Linked DNA regions of Homo sapiens: regions 1 and 2 are each linked to region 3. A link is an interaction called in ENCODE POLR2A ChIA-PET data of the cell type or tissue named here. Cell type or tissue: MCF 10A. All regions are shown on one strand. Each heading gives the region's core, and the rest is flanking DNA. Links, peaks and the distances in the headings are about the cores only.

Region 1 (10,413 bases), core at 2,907-7,906, 100 kb before region 3:
AAACTCCTACACGAGTGTTCACAGCAGCATTATTCATAATAGCCCCAAATTGGAAACAACCCAATTGTCTACTGAGAAAAGAAAAATAGCTCAGAGCAGGCCCAGAGAGACATGAATAGGGACTTCAGTCATCATCTCCCCAGCCCCCACCGCATGCCTGGGGACAATTGTTTAAAGTCACTTTGTTCCTGACTAGCTGGCTCACCTATTATCTTCATGTACCTGGGATTTGTGATATAAAGACAAATTTTTACTTTAAAAATCCACTTGTAGGCCTGGCACGGTGGCTCACGCATGTAATCCCAGCAGTTTGGGAAGCCTAGGCAGGTGGATCACTTGAGGCCAGGACTTCCAGACTAACCTGGCCAAACATGGCAAAACCCCGTCTCTACTCAAAATACAAAAGTTAAAAACAAACAAACAAACAAAAGTTAGCTGGGCATGGTGGCGTGTGCCTGTAATCGCAGCTACTCAGGAGGCTGAGTCAGGAGAATCTCTTGAACCTGGGAGGGAGGTGGAGGTTGCAGTGAGCTGAGATCACGCCACTGCACTCCAGCCTGGGCAACAGAGCAAAACTTGGTCTCCAAAAAAAAAAAAAAAATCCACTTGTAACTGCTGCTAGGCAGAATGTTATGTTCAGGGCAACCTGAATCTGTGCTCTCAGATAACAATTTTAAAGCTTGGCCCAAATAAACTCTCTACGTATATTCATTTTGCCCCAGCTTCTTCCTTTTAGGTTGACACCATCAAGTGACAAATGGATAAACAAAATGTGGTATATCCAAACAGTAGAATATGATTCATCAGTGAAAAGGAATGAAGTATTGATACATGCCATAACACTGGCGAAACTTGAAGACCTGTTAGTTAAGTTTATGGATACAAAGGTCACATATTATATATTGTATGATTCCATTTATATAAAATGTCCAGAATAGGCCGGGCACAGTGGCTCACACCTATAATCCCAGCTACTTGGGAGGCTGAGGCAGGAGAATCACTTGAACCCGGGAGGTGGAGGTTGCAGTGAGCCGAGACGGTGCCATTGCACTCCAGCCTGGGAGACAGAGCTAGACTCCGTCTCAAAAAACTAAAAAGATAAATAAAAAATAAAAAACAAAAATCCAGGAGCATTGCGGCAGGGGATATGGAGCCAAAGGCCATTGCGACGACATGAAGAAAGTAGAGTTTGAGAAGGAATAGCCTGGCATTTATGGAAAAATGTCTCAGAAGCAATGACTAGCAATAAAAGGCTGATTGAGAAACTGGGGCAGGAATCCAGAAATGAAATGATGAGGGTCTAGGCCAAAGCCTTGACAGGGAACTGGAGAGAGAAGATCCAATTTACAGTCTAAAGAGGAAACTGGCACCAGATTACATGGTCACATTAGTGAACCAAACTAGGGCCCACTTGCCTGGAGCAGCAAAGCCAAACACTGACATCGGGATAGCAGCGAAAGTGAGACATTTATTGCAGGACACCAAGCCAGGAGAATTGGCCAGCTAATGCTTGAGACTGGAACTCCATGATGACTTACAGGTAAGGGTTTTTAAAGGCAAAGAGGTAGAGGTTACAGGCAAAGTCATAAATCAAGGCAGGACATCCTCAAGTCCCGGGATTGTGGGGGTGGGGGCACAGGTCGTAGGTGGATTCAGAGATTTTCTTTTTTTTTTTTTTTTTTTTTTTTTTGATACAGAGTCTCCGTCTGTTGCCCAGGCTAGAGTGCAGTGGCACGTTCTCGGCTCACTGCAACCTCCGCCTCCCGGGTTCAAGTGATTCTCGTGCCTCAACCTCCCGAGCAGCTGGGATTACAGGTCCGCGCCATCATGCCTGTCTAATTTTTGTATTTTTAGTAGAGACGGAGGTTTCACCATGTTGGCCAGGCTGGTCTCGAACTCCTGACCTCAAGTGATCTGCCCGCCTCGGCCTCCCAAAGTGCTAGGATTATAGGCGTGAGCCACCGGGCCCAGCCAGGATTCAGAGATTTTCTGATTAACGATTAGTTAAGGAGGTGAAGCTTTGTCTAAAACTTTGAGATCAACAGAAAGGAATGTTCACTCTTGCTTGTGGACATGACCTCCTCTGGGCCCCTCAAAAAGAAATTTAGAGCAGAGGTCAGAGTTCAACCTTCAGTTCCCCGTTATCTGAGGTTTACATGCCAGCTGATCCTTGTGATGGGGGCCCGAGGTTCCGAAAAACAACTCAGGGACATATATCAAGATGTTATCTTCAATTTCTTTTTTCTTTTTCTTTTCTTTTCCTTTATTTTATTTTATTTTTTATTTTATTTTTTGTGACTAGATCTTGCTCTATTACCCAGGCTGGAGTGCAGTGGCGCAATTTCGGGTCACTGCTATCTCCACCTCCGGGGCTCAAGCCATCCTCCCACCTCAGCCTCCTGAGTAGCTGGCACTACAGGCATGGGCTATGTGATCTTTCTGTGCTTTAATCTTCCCAGTTGTAAAAATTAAAGAACAGTAGTGACTACCTCCTAGGTTGTCCTGACAGTAACCGAGAAAATCCATGTGGAACAGCAGAAACACTAAGAAGAATGCAAATGTGCTTTCCTCTCTTGTATTTCCATACAGACGACCTTTTCCCTGGGCAGCCTGTAGCCATCTGCTTGGGAGCAGGGAAGGTTTTTCCAAAGTTCTTGAGCAAATTAAATATAAATCCTAAAGATCTCAGATCACAATGTCTCTTCCATGAGAGAAAGAAGATACCCCTATGCCAACCTCAGTCAAGCCGTGAGACTTGTTGCCTTTTAGTAGGAGGATATGACCTGCAGAAACTGAAAGCCCAAAAGTCGTCCCTTCCGGTTCCCAGGACTTGTAGGCAGAAACATGGAGGCAGGACCAGGAGAGGTGTGGCAGTGGGTCCCAAGGTCACTCTTCTGGGCATATGGCCAGAGAAAGGGTAGAAAGTTGGGTAAATTGAAAGAGAAACCAGAAGCCAAGGTCTCTGGCTAGATTCAAATCTGGGACCCTGAGAGGAGATTGTGTCCCACACTGCCACCCCCCCCCACCCCCCAACCTGGGGGCCACATGGAACATCTTGGAGGTGCAGGACAGAGAGAGGAGGGCGGGGGTGCTGCTGTCCAGAGTTGCCCTGTGGTACTGCGTGGCCTGGACAGAAAGTTCTGTTCTGGCTGGATTTCAGCAAAGAGGGAGTCAGGCTACAGGTAGATATTGAGGCAAAAACGTCTACTGAGCCCCTAGAAAGCTCTGCCCTGGGAAATAGAGAGAGAGTGGTGCAAGGTTGAATTACAGTTGGAGCTCTCAAGGAATGATCTTTGAAGCCAAGCTTGGTGAGTTCACTGATGAGCAGGGTGGGGAGGGTGTAATTAGGGAAGAATCGGATAGAAGCCTGGGAGCATCCGCAGCCGAGGAGAGGATGAAAGACAAGGAGGTGCTGCAGAGACCTGAAGTGCAGCAGGAAAACTGGGGAAGTGTCAGAGGCATGTGAACCAGAGCAACTCCATCTTGAATAGGAGCTGGGTAAAATGAAGCTGAGACCTACTGGGCTGCATTCCCAGAAGGTAAGGCATTCTAAGTCACAGGATGAGATAGAAGATCAGCACAAGATACAGATCATGGCCCGGCACGGTGGCTCACACCTGTAATCCCAGCACTTTGGGAGGTCGAGGCGGGCAGATCACAAGGTCAGGAGATCGAGACCATCCTGGCCAACATGGTGAAACCCTGTCTCTACTAAAATACAAAAAAATTAGCTGGGCATGGTGGTGCAGGCCTGCAGCCCAAGCTACTCGGGGGGCTGGGGAAGGAGAAGCGCTTGAACCTGGGAGGCAGAGATTGCAGTGAGCCAAGGTCACGCCACTGCACTCCAGCCTGGCAACAGAACGAGACTCCATCTCAAAAAAAAAAAAAAAGAAAAAAGAAAAGAAAAGATACAGGTCACAAAGACCCTGCTGATAAAACAGGTTGCAACAGGTTGCAGCAAAGAAGCCAACTAAAACCCACCAAAACCAAGATGGCGATGAGAGAGACCTCTGGTCCTCCTCACTGCTATACTCCCACCAGCACCATGACAATTTACAAATGCCATGGCAACATCAGGAAGTTACCCTATATGATCTACAAAGGGGAGACATGAATAATACACCTCGTTTAGCATATCATCAAGAAATAACCATATAAATGGGCAACCAGCAGCCCTCAGGGCTGCTCTGTCTGTGGAGTAGCCATTCTTTTATTCTTTTACTTTCCTAATAAACTTGCTTTCACTTTAGTCTATGGACTCGCCCTGAATTCTTTTTTTTTTTTTTTTTGAGACAGGGTCTCGCTCCGTTGCCCAGGCTGGAGTGCAGTGGCGCGATCTTGGCTCACTGAAACCTCCGTCTTCTGGGTTCAAGTGATTCTCCTGCCTCAGCCTCCCGAGTAGCTGGGATTACAGCCGCACCACCACACCCGGCTAATTTTTGTATTTTTAGTAGAGACAGGGTTTCACCATGTTGGTCAGGCTGGTCTCAAACTCCTGACCTCGTGATCCGCCCACCTCGGCCTCTCAAAGTGCTGGGATTACAGGCATGAGCCACCATGCCTGGCGCCCTGAATTCTTTCTTGCACAAGATCCAAAAACCCTCTCTTGGGGTCTGGATCGGGACCCCTGTCCTGTAACAAAAGTACTGTTCCAAAGCAGCTCCGGGGGGCAAGAGCTTCAAGGATGTTCCCTAAGCACGAGGCTAATCCACGTGGAAAGGGCTGTGTTCCTCCTATGCTGCTGAGCACCTTGCTCTCCTTACATTTCTGCGTGGGTAAGCAGAATCCCCCAGCACTTAAACATACTCTTTTCTGCAGGCCCTGGAGCAGTCCTGTTGGATCCCAGGCTGACAGGCAAGCAGGTCCCCATTCTGGGAGCCACCCAGGGCCTTACTGGCAGGGTCCCTGCTAAAGCCACACCTGCTGTAGGTAGAGCAGGTGAGCTGGGGGCTTCAGTAGCCCAGGGGAGCTCTCCCTGGTAGCAGGGAGCTCAGGTCCTGACTCCAGGCCAGAGGGCATGGGAGCAACTCAGTCTCCTTCCACTTCCATGGCAACCTGGGTGGAGTGGCCCGATCCAGGTGCCAGCGTGGCAGAGGCCGTGGGAGTGCTCAGACGGGCACACCCACCGGCCCAAAGGCAGTGGGCAAGTCACTTGCATGGCCAGGCCTGCCCTGTCCAGATTTATGAACTGGGCCAGGAGGGTGTGTTGGGCAATTAGGCGAGGATAGCCGTCGCTGTGCACACAACACCTGATTTCCACACGACTTGTTTCTACTTGTTCTTCCTGTCTGGGGTAATCTTAGTTTTGCCCTGTTTGTTACTTTCAATAGCATTTAGGCTTAAAAAGGAAACTCAAAAGAAACAGCTCCTCTATTTGGACACACAAGGAAGTTTGGGGATGGATTGAGCTAGCCCCTTGTTGAGAAGAGGATGCTGGGGAAGTCACTTCCTATGGCTCTCGGTGCTACATTCATCCTTGTGACCCGAGGTGGATATGGAACCGTCTCATTTACCAAGTTGTTTCGAGACTTTTATGATTTGAAACTCCCGTGTTTTCTGTCAATTTCTGTGTGTGAAAGTTCCCCACAAATTGTTAAAGTTGACAACTCATTCTGGCATCCAAGCCGCCGTAATTGGATCCTAGTACCGACAAAATCTACCTGCTCTGTCAGTACTCAGTAACAGAAACTCCAAGTTTGTTCATTCATTCATTCATTTATTCATCCATCCATTCATTCATTCAGTAAATTGCTTCTGAGCAGTCAGTGTGTACCACTGTATTGCTTGAAATGGGATACAGAGATGAAAATATAGTCTAGGCCTTGCGCAGTGGTTCACGCCTGTAATCCCAACACTTGGGCAGGCCAAGGTGGGCGGATCACCTGGGTCAGGAGTTCGAGATCAGCCTGGCTAACATGGTGAAACCTCGTTTCTACTAAAAATACAAAAAATTAGCCAGGTGCGCCTGTAATCCCTGCTACTCGGGAGGCTGAGGCAGGAGAGTCACTTGAACCCGGGAGGCGGAGGTTGCAGTGAGCCGAGATAGTGCCACTGCACTCCAGCTGGGGCAACAGAGCAAGACTGTCTCAAAAAAAAAAAAAAAAAAGAATTTCCTTCCTACAAAATTTATCTCCTACAAAAAATAAGATAAAATAAAAATTAGCCAGGCATGGTGGCACACACCTGTACTCCCAGCTACTTGAGAGGCTGAGGCTGGAGGATCACTTGAGCCCAGGAGTTCAAGGCTATAATGAGCTATGATTGCACCATTGCACTCCAGCCTGGGTGATGGTGACAGAGCAAGACCCTGTCTATTAAAAAAAAAAAAAAAAAAAAAAAAAAAACAGTCCCATTGGAGGACAGGGAAGCTGGGACTTTTCTTCATCAACTCCCATCTCTGATTGCTAACTCCCTCCCCACCTACAATTCAAGGTTACCCCTCCAGTGGCTCTCAAGAGAAGCTGAGAGAGGCAGGTGCTTGAGGTAGGATATGAGGTGGTCACCTGCCTGCCACAGCTACAGGTAAGCTCAGGTGGGCCCAGGGACTATGGGGCCACCAGAGGATTCTCCTGCCTCAGCCTCCCGAGTAGCTGGGATTACAGATGTGTGCCACCACGCCCGACTAAGTTTTGTATTTTTAGTGGAGACAGGGTTTTACCATTGTTGGCCAGGCTAGTCTCGAACTCCTGACCTTAAGTGATCCTTCCAGTTCAGCCTTCCAACGTGCTGGGATTACAGGTGTGCGCCACCGCGCCTGGCCTGGAAGGAAATTCTGACACATGCTACAACATGGATGAACCCTGAAGATGTTTTACTAAGTGAAAGAAGCCAGACACAAAAGGGCACACATTGTATGAGTCCACTTATCTGAGGTTCCTGGAAGAATCACACACATTGAGACAACAGAAAGTAGAATGGTGGTTGACAGGAGCTAGAGGGGAAGGAAAAATGAGGAATTAGAGTCCAGAGCATCTAGGACTACAGGTGCTCGCCACTATGCATGGATAATTTTTTTTTTTTTGAGATGGAGTCTCACTCTGTTGCTCAGGCTGGAGTGCAGTGGCACCATCTTGGCTCACTGCAACCTCCGCCTCCCGGGTTCAAGAGATTCTCTTGCTTCAGCCTCCCGAGTAGCTGGGATTACAGGTGTGTGCCACCATGCCCGGCTAATTTTTTGTATTTTTAGTAGAGACGGAGTTTCACCACGTTGGCCAGGATGGTCTCCAACTCCTGACCTCAGGTGATCTGCCCGCCTCAGCCTCCCAAAGTGCTGGGATTACAGGCGTGAGCCACTGCACCCAGCCAATTTTGTATTTTTAGTAGAGATGGGGTTTCTCCATCTTAGTCAGGCTGTTCTCGAACTCCCGGCCTCAGGAGATCCGACCGCCTTGGCCTCCCAAAGTGCTGGGATTACAGGTGTGAGCTACCACGCCAGGGATAATTTTGAAGTGTGCTCCACTCAGTCTCCCCAGCTATCCCCAGCAGGGGATTGTGAACCAGTTGCCCACAGGGGTAACCAGCTCATAAACACACCATTGGTTTTCTCCCTGCCCTGTCTCACCTCCCCTGCTCTCTCACATCTGACACCTGGGGTCATGTCCCAAATAAACCACCTGCACCCAAGTCCTTGTGTCAGCGTTTGCTTTTGGGGGAATGCAAACTAAGACAATCGAGATGTGAATGGGGGCTCTGGGAGCACAGGGGAATGGCCTCCAACCCAGACCGGCTGGATCATGTTTTACCAAACAAAAAACCTTTTACCAAACAGAAAGCCTTGAACCAAGTCAGATATGAAGCCTGAGTTGGTCAGGCACAGAAGAAGGAGGAGGGATTAGGTTCCAGGGGGAGGGACCTACAAAGGGGAAGGGCACGCCGGTGTGAGAAATGCTGTAGAACGGCACAGTTCCGAAGGGCTGGACTGCAGGGTATTAATATAATCCCAACCATTGTCAGGGTGGGCAGGGCCAGATCTTTCGTGCAGCTAGGTCTGGAGTCCATGCCATATTCTGTTTTTTTTAAGTTTATATATATACATATATTTTTGAGATGGAACGTCACTCTGTCACCCAGGCTGGAGTGCAGTGGCACAATCCTGGCTCACTACAACCTCTGCCTCTCTGGTTCAAGTGATCCTTTCACCTCAGCTTCCTGAGTAGCTGGGACTACAGATACGTGCTACCATACCTGGTCAATTTTTGTATTCTTAGTAGAGATGAGAGGGTTGCCATGTTGGCCAGGCTTGTCTCCAACTCCTGGCCTCAAGTGATCCACCCACCTCGGCCTCCCAAAGTGGTGGGATTACAGGCATGAGCCACTGCGCCCAGCCCCAGATTCCATTCTTTTTTTTTTTTTTTTTTGAGACGGAGTCTTGCTCTGTTGCCTAGGCTGCAATGCAGTGGTGTGATCTCGGCTCACTGCAGCCTCTGCCTCCCTGGGCCCAAGTAATCCTCCCACCTCATCCTCAAGTAGCTGGGACTATAGGTGTGTGCCACCATGCCTGGCTAATTTTTGTATTTTTTGCAGAGACGGGTTTTTGCCATGTTGTGCAGGCTGGAAATGCCAACTTATATTTATTTATTTATTTCTGATACGGAGTCTCACTCTGTCACCCAGGCTGGAGTGCAGTGGCGTGATCTCGGCTCACTGCAACCTCCGCCTCCTGGGTTCAAGCGATTCTCCTGCCTCAGCCTCCCGAGTAGCTGGGATTACAGGCGTGTGCCACCATGACCGGCTAATGTCTGTATTTTTAGTAGAGACCGGGTTTCACCGCGTTGGCCAGGCTTGTCACGAACTCCTGGCCTCAAGTGATCTGCCCACCTTAGCCTCCCAAAGCGCTAGGATTACAGGCGTGAGCCACCATGCCTGGCCTGGAAATGCCAACTTTTAAACGAAAGTTTAGAAATCTTTCAACAAACATTAAAACAACAACAACAACAACAACAAAACACATTTCCACCCTAACTTGCAGCAGTAAATATCGATGGGGCACCTAGTGTGTGCCAGGTGGGTGTACAGGCAGCACCAGAACCCGGCAGGGAGTCGTTCTCACAGGGGGTGTCTCTGTGCCTGTCTGCAAGTGGACATTTGCCTGGAAATGAGCCATAGTGTTGATACCAAGTAGAAGAGAAAGATTCAGCTGAACAGAGGGGAAATGGCAGTAAATCTTGCTCTACCCTTTTCCATCTTGCTCCCTTCCTCTCTCCTCCTTTCTCTCTCCCTCCCTTCTTTCCCGCTCTTTCCTTCCATCCTTCCTTTGTTACTATTATTTTCTGAGACAGGGTATTGCTCTGTTGACCAGGCTGGAGTGCAGTAGCATGATCTCGGCTCACTGCATCCTTTGCTTCCTGGGTTCAAGCCATCTTCCTACCTCAGCCTCCTGAGTAGCTGGGACTACAGGCATACACCACCACACCTGGTCAATTATTTTATTTTTTGTAGAGACAGGGTCTTGCTATGTTGCCCAGGCTGGTCTTGAACTCCTGAACTCAAATGATCCTCTCACCTTGGCCTCCTGAAGTGCTGGGATGACAGGTGTGAGCCACCATGCCTGGCCTCCTTCCTTCCTTTAAAGAAACTACATTCTCAGCCAGGCCCAGTGGCTCACGCCTCTAATCACAGCTCTTTGCGAGGATGAGGTGGGCAGATCACCCGAGGTCAGGAGTTTGAGACCACCCTGGTCAACATGGCGAAACCCCATCTCTACTAAAAATACAAAAATTAGCCTGACGTGGTGGTGTGCTCCTGTAATCCCAGTTACTTGGGAGGCTGAGGCAGGCACACTTGAACCCGGGAGGCGGAGGTTGCAGTGAGCTGAGATGGTGTCACTGCACTCCAGCCTGGGCAACAGAGCGAGACTCCGTCTCAAAAGAAAAAAAAAAAAAAAAAGAAACTACATTCTCTTCAAGAACCCACAGGGGCAGAACTACTCTTGTTTTTTGTGTGTGTATTGTTCTGAACAGGTAATACATACATCTTCTCTGTTCTCAGATGAGAACAGATAACCTGGAAACAGTACCTCTCCTTCCTGGGTCCCTCCCCAAAGGCAGCTGTCAGGACCAGTTTTTTGTTTATCTTCCAGACACCTCCTGTGCATTCACCAACATATCTAATGACGTTTTACTTTTTTGCCCCATCTAAATAGCATTCTATACACTATCCTAAACCTTACAGTTTTACCTGTAAGTAATTCCTGGAGAACTTTCTGTTTCGATATCTCTGGAGTGGCCTCATTATGAGGGCCGCACCATCATGTATTTGGCTATCCTACTATTGATAGCTATTTATTTATTTATTTATTATTTTTGAGACGGAGTCTTGCTCTGTCACCCAGGACTGGAGTGCAGTGGCGCGATCTCTGCTCACTGCAACCTCCATCTCCCGGGTTCAAGCGATTCTCCTGCCTTAGCCTCCTGA
Region 2 (5,153 bases), core at 1-5,000, 150 kb before region 3:
TATAGCATCTGCTTCCAGTTTTCAGTGACTCCATTGATGATGCATGCGGTTTGGCCGTATCATACTGAGCTTTAAACACAAGATTTATAAACATGGTATGTAGTGCATCTTTTGCAAACAGGTTGGCAGCGGTACTGTGTGACTTGGTCTTTTGTGGCTTTTTTGAGAAAAATGAAACACTTTGCATGTATAGTTTTTTCTCCCAACTACTTGTGAGTAGTTCCTGGTTATAAAACGTTATGAAGGTAGCACATAACCCTTTTCTAGAATGAAGAGGCTTTTGAGCTACCAGTGTAAGGGGATAGGTAGAAATAGAGATGAAAGGCACTAAGATGTCCTACTCTTTAAGAGCATTGAACGCCAGTTGTGCCATTTATTCAAAGTCATCTTTGAACTTATGTTAAAATGGGGTAAAAACAGGTAACTACTTCAGGCCGGGCTCATGCTTGTAATCCCAGTGCTTTGGGAGGCCAAGGCAGGTGGTTCACCTGACCTGAGGTCAGGAGACCAGCCTGGGCAACATGGCGAAACCCCATCTCTACTAAAAGTACAAAAAGTAGCCTAGCGTGGTGGCGCACCCCTGTAATCCCAGCTACTCGGGGAGGTGGAGGTTGCAGTGAGCCGAGATCACATGACTGAATTCCAGCCTGGATGACAGAGGGAGACTCTGTCTCAAAAAAAATAAAAATAAAAACAAACGAAACAGTCAAACTACTTAAGAGTTGTGCTTAACATAGTGTTCTGTAAGTGGTAGGTATATTGCTATTTTTTTGTTGTTCTTAAGAGTACTACCCGACTAAAAATACTTGGGCAATATTTAGGGATGAAGTATCTAACTAAAAGAACGGCCACTTCGAAATTTGTCCTGACATTTTTCAGGTGTGCATTTTAGGTTTAAAATATCAAGTATTACGGAAAGTTGGCATTGGAAACTTTCATAACCGGCACTAAAACGAATCCTTTATCTATTTGACATTGAGGAATAATTTTGAGATTCAGTGTAAGCTTTAGTTTGGTGATTAGGGAGCCTGTGCTATGGAACATGTTAGTGAAAATTTATTTTGAATGCATGAATTAAATTTGGACAGTTTCTACTGAACAGCACAAGCATCTTGGTGTGCCGCCTTCTGTAGTATATACAATAGTAATATTGCATTTGCTTAGAGCATTGCAGACTTGAAAACATTCTTAGTCACATTCTCATTAAGGGTTGGTATTAGCCCTGTGAGGTGGACTGGGCAACTACTTGAATGCAGTACTAGCAAATGCTAGAGGGCAGGACTAGTTTTCTCTTAATGTAGTATTTGAGCACATGGGGTGCTAACCATCTCACTCTCTTCTAGTTTGCTGGCCTAGACCTGAACTCTTCAGATAATCAGAGTGGAGGAAGTACAGCCAGCAGTAAGTACAACATCTTGTGGGTTTATTGAATATTAGAGCTTAACATCTTAAGATTTCATTGGGCTTATGTAAAATTTAAGAAATTTGCCTTTCAATTTTTTACTGCTTAAAGAATTATGTAGTCTTTGTGTTATAGAATTATGTAGTACTTAGTGATCAATCTAAAGCATCGTTGCCTTTTTTTTTTTTTTTTGGTTGAGATGGAGCTTTGCTCTTGTTGCCCAGGTTGGAGTGCAATGGTGTGATCTCGGCTCACCGCAGTCTCTGCCTCCGGGTTCAAGCGATTCTCCTGCCTCAGCCTCCCGAATAGCTGTGCCTTTCTGATAATAAAACATCAATGACTAGCTGGCTCTCTTGAGTAAAAGCAGCTAATCATTGGAAAGAACCTTATTATATCAAATTATCTCTAGAAGAGTTTTTGTCCATTATAAATCCTGAGCCCAGTTTAGAGGTGATGGGAATGTGTCCCTGTTAACTGACTATATTTATTAAATTGAATTAAGGGAATATGCATTTCATTGGTTATAGCTACTCCTTTCTCCTGAAGAACAGAAGACTATACTGAATTTTGGATTGGTGGTTAGGTTAGGTTTTCAAATGTGTCATTTCTTTTAAAAAGGCATTAGAAAAGTTGCTTTTTTTCTTCTAAGGGGGGTTATTTAGAGACTTGTTAGAGGTTAGTGTTAAGATAGGGGATCTTGGTGGTTTATTATAAGGGCAATAGACCCTTATTTTTAGCTCAGATCTCTTCCTACTTATTAAAACAAAAGTGAGTATGGGCTATGATGTGTCCTCATTTTTAGGCAAGAACAGCTTCACTGGGAACAAAACTTGGTGTTTGCTTTAACTTTCACCTTATTTGTCATGCTAAGAATCTTTTAGGAACTGATTGTCCTAGTAGAGATTTTTAAAAATATTTAATTCAGTCTAGAAGTGAAAAAGAAAAATGACACGTTTACTAGTTATAAAGCAAATTTATTTGGCTTTATGTTGTTTTTTTTGCTTATCCATATTCTAGGCTGTACTCCTGCTCGCATACAGAGCAACTGTCAACTTTCCTTAAACTCAGCAAGCCCCAAATTAAAACCTGCAATTCCTTGAAATTAACTCCCCTTTGCAGCTTTTCCTTGTTTATTTATTGTATGTTTTGCAACTTACTGGCATAGAAACAAAAGATTGTGAGATATGTTACATGAGTAATCTTAAATTGTTACAGTAATACTTAATGCTTTTGTTGACAGTTTTGATGACAGTTCTCTTAAATCTAGCAGGCCTTTAAAAAAATCACATTAAATGACCACTGGTGGCTAAATGTGCTCAATTTGTGGATTTCAACTATTAGGTTCCAAATCAGCTTTTTTTTATCAAACTCCTTTCAGAGTTCTCCTTATGAAGCAGTAACCCATTTAAAATTAGATTCTTATTTTTCCCCCCTCTCAGTGTCCAGGTAAGTAATCAGATTGGAAGGCTGGAGATTTTAATTTCCCAGAACCATTTTTTAGTAACAGAAATTTAAATGGGAAGGTTTTTTGGCATTTAATTAATTTTATATATATATATATTTTTTTAGAAGGGCGCTATATTCCTCCTCATTTAAGGAACCGAGAAGCTACTAAAGGTAGGTCCTCACAAGTAACTTCGTAGGTCTATTTTTTGCCTCCTTTAGAAGTTAGTAAAGCCTAAGGAAAACCAGGCATTTGGGGGAGGTCTAAACATGGTGTTGTTTTTCTATGCTTCTGTCAGCCTTGGTTCAAATACTAGAGCTTAATAATTTTGGAAGAACTCATCTAATGTTACGCAGTGGGAAATTCGGCATTCCTATGTCAAACTGTTCTGACGCCAAGGGCATGGTTTTGTACAGTTTCACTAGTGTTGTGCTGAATCTGTTTGTAATCATTCACAGCATGGTTTTAGTTTGGAAGAGGTGGGTGCCCTACTGTGTAAACCAAGCTGTATAATGATAACAACCTGGTTATTTCTGTCTTGGCAAAGTTGCTAGAAATGAAGATGGGCTTATTGTAGAACAGTTAACAAGTTACAGCGTTGGAAGTGATTCTCTGGTTTCATCTCCTTGCCTTGCTGCTTTTGAAAGGTTTTGTCCAAAATGTATTACAATATCTGGTGTCTTTTCCCATTGTAATTGTAACGTAGTGATAGATGACAGCTAGTATATGTTTCATATTATGAGACAGCTGTTCGGGTGCTTTATATTCTGTAAAATAGACCATCCAAAATTTGGAGGAAAAGGGAAAGTCAGGAAAACCAAAGATTAGGAGGGAAGATACTGTATAAAGAAGGCAGATAGGAAGAGTGGAGAGTCCACAGGGGAGCACATGGTTTGCTGCTGTTCCTCCATCTCCATATGTAGTCTGTATTACCTTCACTGTCCTGGCAATGCATGGATATAAAATCTGTATTATTTCTACCAGAAGATCACTTTGGCTTTTTTTTTTTTTTTTTTTTTTTGAGACGGAGCCTTGCTCTGCTGCGGAGGCTGGAGTGCAGTAGCGCGGGCTCACTGCAACCTCCGCCTCCTGGGTTCAAGTGATTCTCCTGCCTCAGCCTCCCAAGTAGCTGGGATCACAGGCATGTGCCACCATGCCCGGCTAATTTTTGTATATTTAGTAGAGACGGGGTTTTGCCTTGTTGCCTAGGCTGGTCTCGAACTCCTGACCTCAAGTGATCCACCCGCCTCAGCCTCCCAAAGTGCTGGGATTACAGGCGTGAGCCACCATGCCTGGCTGGCATTATATTCTTTTTAGGGGAGGTTACTTTGGAATTTGTCTTTATCATCATGGATGTTCTCAATATTCCTAGTATACTAGCTAGAATTGACCCTCGTGTATATGGCAGTATCATAGAGGTTTTAGAGCTGGTAGAGATCTGGCAATCTAACTTAACTCTTTCTTGCTAGCAAAGGCTGTTGGTCACCTGACTGGCCTAACGGTAGGAGGTAGAAGGCAGAAGGAAAGTAACTGAATTGAGAAGCTGTTTCTGTTTAATAAGGTGTTGCTGAAGCTAGTTAAACCCTCTACCTGTCTTTAAACCCTCTACCTGTCTTTGGGTTAATTTACATGTTTGTCATCCCCTTACCTGGATATTTATAGCTGTACCCAGGAACCTTGTCTATACTGAGAATATATAGTGATGAGGGTTTTTCTTTTTCCCAGGTATTCCTGATTGTCATCAAGCTTATAGTAGATGAACCACTAAAATAATACTACAATTTGACATTAGTGTTCTTGTACTTTATACTATTGAAACTGAAAAATACTGTATTAAACCAAGTAATCTGACAGTCTATGAATGTTCTAAATGAATACCACCTCCAAGAAACATGGAAACAATGGTAACTGTTTTTCCTAGTAAACTCATTCACACCTATAAAATGAATGGAAATTAAATTGTTATGGTCACACAACGTCATAATGCGTTACAGGCAAAGCTGTTGACCACTTAGAGGTAGTATTCATTGAGAAACATTCTTAGACTGTCAGATTGCTTGATTTAGTGTAAAGTAATTTTTTTTTTTTTGAGACAAGGGTGTTTCACTCTTGTTTCCCGTGCTGGAGTGCAGTGGCGCAATCTTGGCTCACTGCAACCTCAGCCTCCCGGGTTCAAGTGATTCTCCTGCCTCAGCCTCCTGAGTAGCTGGGATTACAGACGTGGGCCACCACGCCTGGCTAATATTGTATATGTAGTAGAGACGGGGTTTCTCCATGTTGGTCAGGCTAGTCTCGAACTCCTGACCT
Region 3 (10,413 bases), core at 2,758-7,757:
TGGCTCACTGCAACCTCTGCCTCCCAGGTTGAAGTGATTCTCCTGCCTCAGCTTCCCGAGTAGCTGGGAGTACAGGCATGAGCCATCATGCCTGACTAATTTTTATATTTTTAGTAGAGACGAGGGTTTCACCATGTTAGCCAGGCTAGTCTCAAACTCCTGACCTCAGGCAATCCACCTGCCTCAGCCTCCCAAAGCGCTGAGATTACAGGCATGAGCCACCATGCCTGGCCAGGATGTCTACTCTTACCACTTTTATTTAACATAGTACTGGAAGTTCTAGCCAGAGCAATAAAGCAAGAAAAAGAAAAAAGACATACAGAGTTGAAAGGAAGAAATAAAACTCTCCTTATTTGCAAACAACCCAATTTTCTATGTAGGAAATTCCAAATAATCTACCCCAAAATTCCTTGAACTAAGAAGTGTGTTCAGTAAGGTCACAGGATGCAAGATCAATACACAAAAATTAACTGCATTTCTATACATTAACAGTTGTGAAAGGAAACTATCTTGGGCCCCCAAAATCACGAAGCTAAAAGGAAAAGTCAAGCTGGGAACTGTTTAGGGCAAACCTGCCTTCCATTCTATTCAAAGTCACCCCTCTGCTCACTGAGATAAATGCATATCTGATTGCCTCCTTTGGAGAGGCTAATCAGAAACTCAAAAGAATGCAATCATTTGTCTTTTGTCTACCTATGACCTGGAAGGCCCCTTCTTCCTTCGAGTTGTCCCGCCTTTCCAGACCGAACCAACGTTCATCTTACAGATGTTGATTGATGTCTCATGTCTCCCTAAAATGTATAACCACTTGGGCACCTGTTGTCAGGACCTTCTGAGGCTGTGTCATGGGTGCATGTCCTCAACCTTGGCAAAATAAACTTTCTAAATTAACTAAGACCTGTCTGATTTTGGGGGTTCACACAGTGAACACATGGAAACTGAAATTCAAAACACAACATTATTTACAGTCACTCCAAGGAAAATGAAATACCTAGGTATGCATTTAACAAAACATGTACAGGATCTGTTCAAAATGCTGATGAAAGAAATTAAAGAAGGCCAGGTGCTGTGGCTCATGCTTGTAATCCCAGCACTTTGGGAGGCCGAGGCAGGCAGATCACGAGGTCAGGAGTTCAAGACCAACCTGGCCAACATGGTGAAATCCCGTCTCTACTAAAAATACAAAAATTAGCTGGGTGTGGTGGCAGGCGCCTGTAATCCCAGCTACTTGGGAGGCTGAGGCAGGAGAATTGCTTGAATCTGTGAGGCAGAGATTGCAATGAGCCGAGATGGCACCACTGCACTCCAGCCTGGGCGACAGAGAAAGACTCCGTCTCAGGGGAAAAAAAAAAGAAATCAAAGAAGACCTAAATAAACAAAGAGACATACTGTGCTCAGGGACTGGAAGAATCAACATAGTAAAGATGTCAGTTCTCTCCAAATGGTTCTAGAGGAGTAATGCAATTCCTATCACAGTCTCAGCAAGGTTATTTGTAGACATAGACAAGCTCATTCTAAAATGTATATCTGAAATGTATATGGAAAGACACAGTCCCTAGAATAGCTAAAGCAATCATCATGGAGAAGAATAAAGTGAGAGGAATCACTCTACATGATACTAAGTCTAACTATATAACTACAGTAATCATGACTGTGGTATGGTCAGAGAGATAGGAACATAGAAACATAGATCAATGAACAGAATAGAAAACCCAGACATATGTCCAGGTGCAGTGCTTTACACCTGTAATCCCAGCACTTTGGGAGGCAGAGGCGGGAGGATTGCTTGAGCTTAGGAGTTCAAGACCAGTCTGGGCAACATAGTGAGACCTCGTCTCTACTAAAAGTAAAAATAAAAATAAATTAGCTGGGCATAGTGGCATGTGCCTGTAGTCCCAGCTATTTGGGAGGCTGAGTTGGGAGGATCTCTTGAGCCTGGGAGATTGAGGCTGCAGCAAGCTATTATTGTGCCAGTGCACTCCAGGCTGGGCAATTCAGTGAGATCCTGTCTCAAAAAATAACTTAAGAAAACCCAGACATAGATCAATGCAAATATGCTCAGCCAATTTTTGACAAAAGTGCAAAAACCGGATTTTAAGACATCATCTAGCTACATAATCAAGGCTCTGTGGTACTGGTAGAGGGATAGACAACAGAACAACAGAACAGAGTAGAGAATCTACAAATAGAGCCACACAAATATGCCCAGCTGACTTTTGACAAAGGTGCAAAAGTAAATCAATGGAGGCTGGGTGCAGTGGCTCACACCTGTAATCCCAGCACTTTGAGAGGCTGAGGCTGGCGGATGACTTGAGTAGTTCAGTTTGAGACCAGCCTGGCCAATATGGTGAAATCCTGTCTCTACTAAAAATACAAAAATTAGCCAGGCATGGTGGCGTGTGCCTGTGGTCCCAGCTACTCAGGAGGCTGAGGCAGGAGAATCGCTTGAACCTGGGAGCTGGAGGTTGCAGTGAGCTGAGATGGTGCCACTGCACTCCAGCCTGGGTGACAGAGCAAGACTCCATCTCAAAAAAAAAAAAAATGTAAATCAATGGAGAAATGAGAGCCTTTTCAGCAAATGGTGCTGGAGCAATTGAACATCCATAGGCAAAAAAATGAACCTTCAACCTAAATTCACACCTTAGATAAGAATTATCTCAAAATGAATCATGAAATTAAATGTAGGGCTGGGCGCAGTGGCTCGCACCTGTAATCCCAGCACTTTGGGAGGCTGAGGCAGGCGGATTACGAGGTCAGGAGATCAAGACCATCCTGGCTAACACGGAGAAACCCTGTATCTACTAAAAAATACAAAAAAATTAGCCGGGTATGGTGGCGGGCACCTGTAGTCCCAGCTACTCGGGAGGCTGAGGCAGGAGAATGGCGTGAACCTGGGAGGCAGAGCTTGCAGTGAGCCGAGATTGCGCCACTGCACTCCAGCCTGGGCGACAGCGCGAGACTCCATTTCAAAAAAAAAAAAAAAGAAATTAAATGTAAAATACAAATTATAAAACCTTAAGTAAAAATAGAAAATCTGTAGGCCCTAGGGCTAGACAAATAGTTCTTAGCATTGAGGGAAAATTGACAAATTCTATCTCATCAAAATTAAAAAATGTTGTTCTGCAAAAGCCCATGTAAGTAGGATGAAAAGACAAGGTATGGCCTGGAAGAAAATATTTGCAAACCGCATATCCCACAGAGGAATCTCAAAACTTTTTGGTAAAAAAGCCAACAATGCAATTAGAAAATGGGCAAAAATTACAACAGATATTTCACCGAAAAGGATACACAGATGGTAATTAAGCACACGAAAAGAGGTTCAGCATCACTAGCCATCAGAAAAATGCAAATTCAAACCATAGTGAGGTAACACTACACAAAAATAAAAAATCATGACAACACCAAATGCTGGCAAAGATAGGGACAAACTGGATCACTCATAGATGGCTGGTGGGAATGTACAAGGGTATAGTCATTCTGGAAAAAGGTTTTCAGTTTCTTACAAAATTAAACATCCAACTGCCCTATGATCTAGCAATTGCACTCCTGGCCATTCATCCCAGAGAAACAAGAACTTATGTTTACAGAAAAGCCTGTACATGAATGTTCACAGCAGCTTTATTCATAATAGCTAAAAACTGAAACCAGCTCAGATATCCTTCAATGGGTGACTGGTTAAACAAACTCTGGGCTGGGCGCAGTGGCTCACGCCTGTAATCCCAGCACTTTGTGAGGCCGAGGTAGGTGGATCTCCTGAGGTCAGGAGTTCCAGACCAGCCTGGCCAACACGATGAAACCCTGTCTCTATTAAAAATACAAAAATTAACCGGGCATGGTGGCTGGCACCTGTAATCCCAGCTACTCGGGAGGCTGAGGCAAAAGAATTGCTTGAACCTGGGAGGTGGAGGTTGCAGAGAGCCGAGATCGTGCCATTGCACTCCAGGCTGGGTGACAAGAGCAAGACTTCGTCTCAAAAAGAAAAAAAAAGAAAGAAAGAAAGAAAAAAAGAAACAAACTCTGCTATCATTTTTTTTGGCTTTCCCCTGCTCACCACTAGTAATTTTCATTTATGTATTTTTTTTTTGCTTTCTCTATTTTTTTTAGTTTTTTCTTTAAACTTTTTTTGTAGATTTTTTTATTTCTCTAGTTTTATTTTTTCTTTATTGTTTTAGTTTTGTTCTTCTCTAGTTTTAAAATACATGCATCAAGTATACACCTACTATGTACCCACAAAAAATAAAAATTAAAACATAAAAAAATTAAATACATTCATCAGCAAGACAGAACATTGTGAATCATATCGTCAGAAGCTCCTCCCAGGGATGTAAAACTTTTCTCCCTCAAGCTGAGCGGTGGCATTGCGGGTTTGCCTGGCATGTTTTTGACCTTGTAAAACAGCATCCTGTGATTAGGAGCTGGTCTCTAGATGAACGAACCCAATACAGCACTTTAGTAATTTCAGGTGATGGCTGACAAGGAATGGCGTGTGCTTTCTGGTTTCTCTGGCACATAGCTGACATCACAGGGCTTACTCCTTGTGATTTAGGCGGCAGCTGCAGGAACAGCCTTCTGGAAAGATAAAACCAGCATCATTTGTCTCACCTCTCCTCGGAGTGCTGAAGCTTCCTTTTCCTCATTAGGAACATTCCTTTTACCTCAAAGAGCTATTGTGAAGAATGAAAAGCAGAAATAGCTGGGAAGCACTTCACGCCAGCCAAGGAAATGTGAGTCACCGCTTGAGTCTCAAGTAGGATTGGGCTCAGCTGTGAGTAACATAAACCCTGAAATACCAGTGGCTTAAACGAGGTAGAAGTTTATTCCTTTTTCGTAATAAAGTGCAGGAGTGTGACAACATGGATGATCGTGGAGAACATTATGCAAGTGAAATTAACTAGTCATAGAAGGACAAACACTGCATGATCTCACTTACATGTGGAATCTAAAAGAGACAAACTGGAAGAGTGGAGTGGAGTGGTGGTTACCAGGGGCTGGGCAGGAGGGGTTGGGGAGATGTTGGTCCAAGGGTACAAATTTTGTACCTCAAGAGATCTATTACTAAAATGGTGACTGCCGGTCGCGGTGGCTCACACCTGTATTCCCAGCACTTTGGGAGGCCGAGGCGGGTGGATCACCTAAGGTCAGGAGTTCAAGACCAGCCTGACAAACATGGAGAAACCCCGTCTCTACTAAAAATACAAAAAAATTAGCCCTGCATGGTGGCGCATGCCTGTAATCCCAGCTACTGTGGAGGCTGAGGCAGGAGAATCGCTTGAACCCGGGAGGCAGAGGTTGCGGTGAGCTGAGATTGTGCCATTGTACTCCAGCCTGGGCAACAAGAAGGAGACTCTGTCTGGAGAAACAAAAACAAAAACAAAATAACAATGTATTGTATACTTGAAAATTGCTAAGAGAGTAGATTTTTTTCTTATTTATTTATTTATTTATTTATTTATTTATTTTTTTGAGACAGTCTCACTCTGTCATCAAGCCTGGAGTGCAGTGGCACAATCTCAGTTCACTACAACCTCTGCCTTATGCCTCAGCCTCCTGAGTAGCTGGGACTACAGGCATGCGCCACCACGCCTGGCTAATTTCTGTAGTTTTGGTAGAGACGAGGTTTCACCATGTTGGCCAGGTTGGTCTCGAACTCCTGGCCTCAGACGATCCACCTGCCTTGGCCTCCCAAAGTGCTGGGATTACAGGCGTGAGTCACTATGCCCGGCCACCAACAGACTTTGATCATGGCGACAAAAACATGCACACTGTGCCTTTCATATCAAGCCAACTCTGGGTTGCAACTGGCCTGAAAGTAGGAACCCCCACCCTTGGGAGAACTCACCCTTAGCCCTGTCCCAGGCCCTTGGGAGGTTTGCCCCATCTTGGCATGACTGAAGGTAAGGGCAAGCACATGTCCTTGCTGCCCTTAGGGTTCTCATCTCCCTGCTCTGAGGGATTCCTCCTGTTTGCCTGGCGTTACCTGCCTGCTTTCAGCCTGGCGCTTGAACACTCCCCAGGTCCCCGAAGGGAAAACTGCTCTCACAGCCACTACTTCTTCCATTCCTATGGCCACCTGCAGTCCCATATGGGAGACATCGAGCAGTTTCTGAAAACATACAGGGGATGGGAGTTGGGATTCCTTCTCTCTAGAACCTGGTGGTTCAACATCTATATCAAGCATCCACATATGACAAATCAAATGACCTTGAACAAAACTACTTAGCCCGGGCATGATGGCTCATGCTTGTAATCCCAGCACTTTGGGAGGCTGAGATGGGTGGATCACTTGAGCCCAGGAGTTCGAGACCAGCCTGGACAACATAGGGAGACCTTGTCTCTACAAAAAAATACAAAAATTAGCCAGGTGTAGTGGTGCACGCCTGTGGTTTCAGCTACTTGGGAGGCTGAGGTGGGAGGATCACTTGAGCCTGGCAGGTGGAGGTTGCAGTGAGCCGTGATTGGTGATTGCACCACTGCACTCTAGCCTGGCGACAGAGGGAGACCCTGTCTCATAAAAAAAAAAAAAAAAAAGACACAAGGGCTTAATATGGAGATGTAGCGCAGGGCAGTGAAGGTGGGATGGGCCTGTGCGAAGAGGCATCAGAGAAGACTTCACAGAGGAAACGTTGCTTGAACTGTGGTCTGAGGTGAGCAGGGTCCCTGGCTGGACAAGGAGGAAGGGCATTCCCAGCTGAGGGGACAGCGTGAGCAAAGCCAGAGAAGCTTGGAAGAATCTGACCCAGGGCAGCCAATGGCAAGATGGCTGGGGCCATGGGTGCGTGGTGGGAGATGATGGGAAATGAAGCTGGAGTGGAGGCAGAAGAAGATTGGAAACATGTCTCCCGCACTCACTATGACCCTGGCACTGTGCTAAATACTTTATAGATACTGTCTGGTTGAAATTTCATAGTGACACTATGAGGGAGGTATTATTATTATTCCCATTTTACAGATGAGTGCATTGAGACTCAGAGAGGTTAGGCATATTGATGAAGATTGCATAACAAGGACTCAGTAGGGCTGGGACTTGAACTAAGTCTGTTGGACACCAGGGCCTAGTCTCTTAAACAGTTAACACTTTTTCCTGCTGGCATTAGAGGGCTTTCGGAAGCTAGCTAGCTTTCTTTCTTTTGGTCTTTCCTTCTTTTCTTCCTGTTTTTTCTTGTCTGCTTTATTTTTATTTTTATTTTTTTTTCTGAGACGGAATTTTGCTCTTGTTGCCCAGGCTGGAGTGCAATGGCACGATCTCGGCTCACTGCAACCTCCGCCTCCCAGGTTCAAGCGATTCTCCTGCCTCAGCCTCCTGAGTAGCTGGGATTCCAGGCATGCACCACCACACCCAGCTAATTGTTTGTTTTTTAGTAGAGACAAGGTTTCACCATGTTGGCCAGGGTGGTCTTGAACTCCTGACCTCAGGTGATCTGACCGCCTCGGCCTCCCAAAGTGTTGGGATTACAAGTGTGAGCCACCGTGCCCAGCCTTGTCTGCTTTATTGAGACATGAATTATATACCATATAATTCCTCCACTTAAACTATTCAGTGTTTTTTGTTGGTGGTGGTATTTTTGTTTGTTTGAGACAAGGTCTTGCTCTGTTGCCCAGACTAGAGTGCAGTGGCACAAACTCTGCTCATTGCAGCCTTGATCATCTAGGCCTAAGTGATCCTCCCATCTCAGCCTCCCATGTAGCTGGGACGACAGGTGTGCACCACCATGCCCAGTTAATTTTTAGGTTTTTTTTTGTTTTTGTTTTTGTTTTTGTAGAGGCAGGGTCTCACTATGTTGCCCAGCCTGGTCTTGAACTCCTGGGCTCAAGAGATCCTCCTACCTCGGCCTCCCAAAGTGCTGGGATTACAGGTGTGAGCCACTGTGCCCGGGCCTACTCATAGAGTTGTACAACTATCATCACAACCAATTTTAGAACATTTTTATCAACCCCGATCAAAACCCCATACCCATTAGCAGTCATTCCCCATTTCCCCCCAAATTCTGTCCCAGAACTGGAAACCACTAATCTACTGTCTGTCTCTATATATTTGCCTGTTCTGGTTAGTTCATATGAGTGGAATTGACATATGCATCCTTTTGTGTCTGGCTTCTTTCACTGAGCATAATGTTTGCAACGTCTATCCATGTTGTAGTGTGTGTCAGCACTGCATTCTTTTTTTTTTTTTTTTTTTTTTTTTGAGACGGAGTTTTGCTCTTGTTGCCCAGGCTGGAGTGCAGTGGCACGATCTTGGCTTACTGCAACCTCTGCCTCCTGGGTTCAAGTGATGCTCCTGCCTCAGCCTCCTGAGTAGCTGGGATTACAGGCACCCGCCACCACGCCCAGCTAATTTTTGTATTTTTAGTAGAGACACGGTTTCACCATTTTGGCCAAGCTGGTCTCGAACTACTGACCTTAGGTGATCCGCCTGCCACGGCCTCCCAAAGTGCTGGGATTACCGGCATGAGCCACCGTGCCGGGCCCAGCACTGCATTCTTTTTTATGGCTCAATCATATTCCATTGTGTGGATGCACCGCATTGTGTTTATTCATTTGCCATCAGTTGATGGCTCTTGGAACCTTTTTAATATATTTTTTAAAATGTGTATAAATGTATGGGGTACATGTGCAATTTCATTACCCACATAGATTGCATAGTGGTCAAGTCAGGGCTTTTAGGGTATCCAACACCCACAAAATATACTTTGTACCCATTAAATAATTTCTCATCATTCATCCCTCTCGCCCTCCCCTCACCCTTCTGAATTTCCATTGTCTATCATTCCACTCTCTACATCCATGTCTACACCTTTTCTAGCACCCACTCATGAGTGAGAAGGTGTAATATTTGTCTTTTTGTGCCTGGCTTGTTTTCACTTAAGATAATGACCTCCAATTCCATCCATGTTGCTGCAAAAGACATGATTTCATTCTTTTTATTGCCGAATAGTATTCCATTGTGTATACATGCCATGCTTTCTTTATCCACTTGGAAGTTTTTAAGCAAAGAAGAAATGGAGTAAGAGTTGTGATTTAGAAATATTATTTTGGTGAGTGAGGAGATGAGAAATCAGTTAGGATGCCATTTCCACGGCCTCCATAAGAAAGGATGAAGGCTTCCAAAGTGGGGAGGTTGGAAAATCTAGGACTGGAGGCAGAGATGAGGGGACACATTGGAGAGATGTTTAGAAGGCGAAAGTGACTTGACTTGGCCATGCTTTGGATGTGGGAAGTGAGGGAGGAAATGGGAAACATCTAGAACACATTTGTTTGTTTGTTTGTTTGTTTGTTTGAGTCGGAGTCTTGCTCTGTCGTCCAGGCTAGAGTGCAGTGGCTGGTCTTGGCTTGCTGCAACCTCTGCCTCCTGAGTTCAAGCAATTTTCCCTGCCTCAGCCTCCTGAGTAGCTGGGATTACAGGCACCTGCCACAACGCCCAGCTAATTTATTTTTATTTTTATTTTTGTTTTTAGTAGAGACGAGGTTTCACCATGTTGGCCAGGCTGGTCTCGAACTCCTGACCTCAGGTGATCCACCCACCTTGGCCTCCCAAAGTGCTGGGATTACAGTCGTGAGCCACCACACCCAGCCTAGAACACATTTCAATTTGTGTCTTGAATGATGGGTAGATTTGGGGGCCATTCACTCTGAAGTGGAAGAAGACAGAGGAGAAGCAGGTTTGGGTAGAAGCAAGAGGGAAATAATGAGTTTGGTTTTGAGCTGTTGAATGTCATTTTGCAACGAGAACAAAGAATATTCTTCCCCAACTCTTTCTCTCAATGTTGGGGGTCAAGCATCTGAACATGATTCCTATTTGGGGGTATATTTCAAGGTAGGTGGGGAGGTGGAGCCCTACTTTCCACTTTAAATGATGAAGAGAGGCAAATATTCTTTCCTCTCCCTCTCTGGCAGGTGGGGGTGTGATCAAGGCAGCCCCAAATGGATACTCCTGTCTGGGTCTCTCAATCTTGAGAGAGGGACAGAAAGATACAGGCATTCAGAGATTATTCAGAGCAACTGTGCAAATAATCCCCCCAGAATTTGTTCTGGGATAAGATAAAGGGAAAAAATAACTGCTTTGGAATAAAGAAAAGATGAAAAAATTAAAAGAATAACATAAATATCTTTATTTTCCAAGTAGACAGTATCCGGGTTCCTGCTATTTGTGAGTTTTGTTCCAGAAAGCAAACATTATCACAACCTGTAACTATATACTAATAAACTGATCATTTGCAAAATTAGTCCCCATTTAAACTCTCCTCTGTCTGAGAAGCCCTGCCTGGCCTTTGCTTCCATGTCTTTGTCATCAGTCTCTTGATGATTGTCTGATGTTGTGATACCTAATTAAACTGTGCTAAACAGTACTATGCACTTGATTACAAATGGAAATTACAAACATTGCAAAAAGATGCAGATTTTATAATGTCAGTGAAA

The links. Peaks named below come from ENCODE experiments on the same cell type or tissue, not always from the same donor. Only the 100,000 strongest peaks of a DNase experiment are listed, where the experiment ranks them.
Region 1: POLR2A ChIA-PET joins it to region 3 with 6 read pairs; 2 of 35 experiments call an interaction of 5 or more read pairs at or near these places.
Region 2: POLR2A ChIA-PET joins it to region 3 with 5 read pairs; 5 of 35 experiments call an interaction of 5 or more read pairs at or near these places.

The regions. Positions count from the first base shown.
Region 1 is chrX:41,386,638-41,397,050 of GRCh38, forward strand. No RefSeq gene overlaps it. Among named protein-coding and RNA genes, the nearest start is that of NYX, 55 kb to the right of the region's middle. In MCF 10A, for the core only: no CTCF peak of the experiment used is centred there; a DNase peak (open chromatin) is centred at 5,204.
Region 2 is chrX:41,336,065-41,341,217 of GRCh38, forward strand. DDX3X (DEAD-box helicase 3 X-linked) reads left to right here. Exons shown (of 17, transcript NM_001356.5): 2 at 1,344-1,401; 3 at 2,972-3,019. Among named protein-coding and RNA genes, the nearest start is that of DDX3X, 4.5 kb to the left of the region's middle. In MCF 10A, for the core only: no CTCF peak of the experiment used is centred there; no DNase peak of the experiment used is centred there.
Region 3 is chrX:41,487,095-41,497,507 of GRCh38, forward strand. No RefSeq gene overlaps it. Among named protein-coding and RNA genes, the nearest start is that of CASK-AS1, 25 kb to the right of the region's middle. In MCF 10A, for the core only: no CTCF peak of the experiment used is centred there; a DNase peak (open chromatin) is centred at 4,747.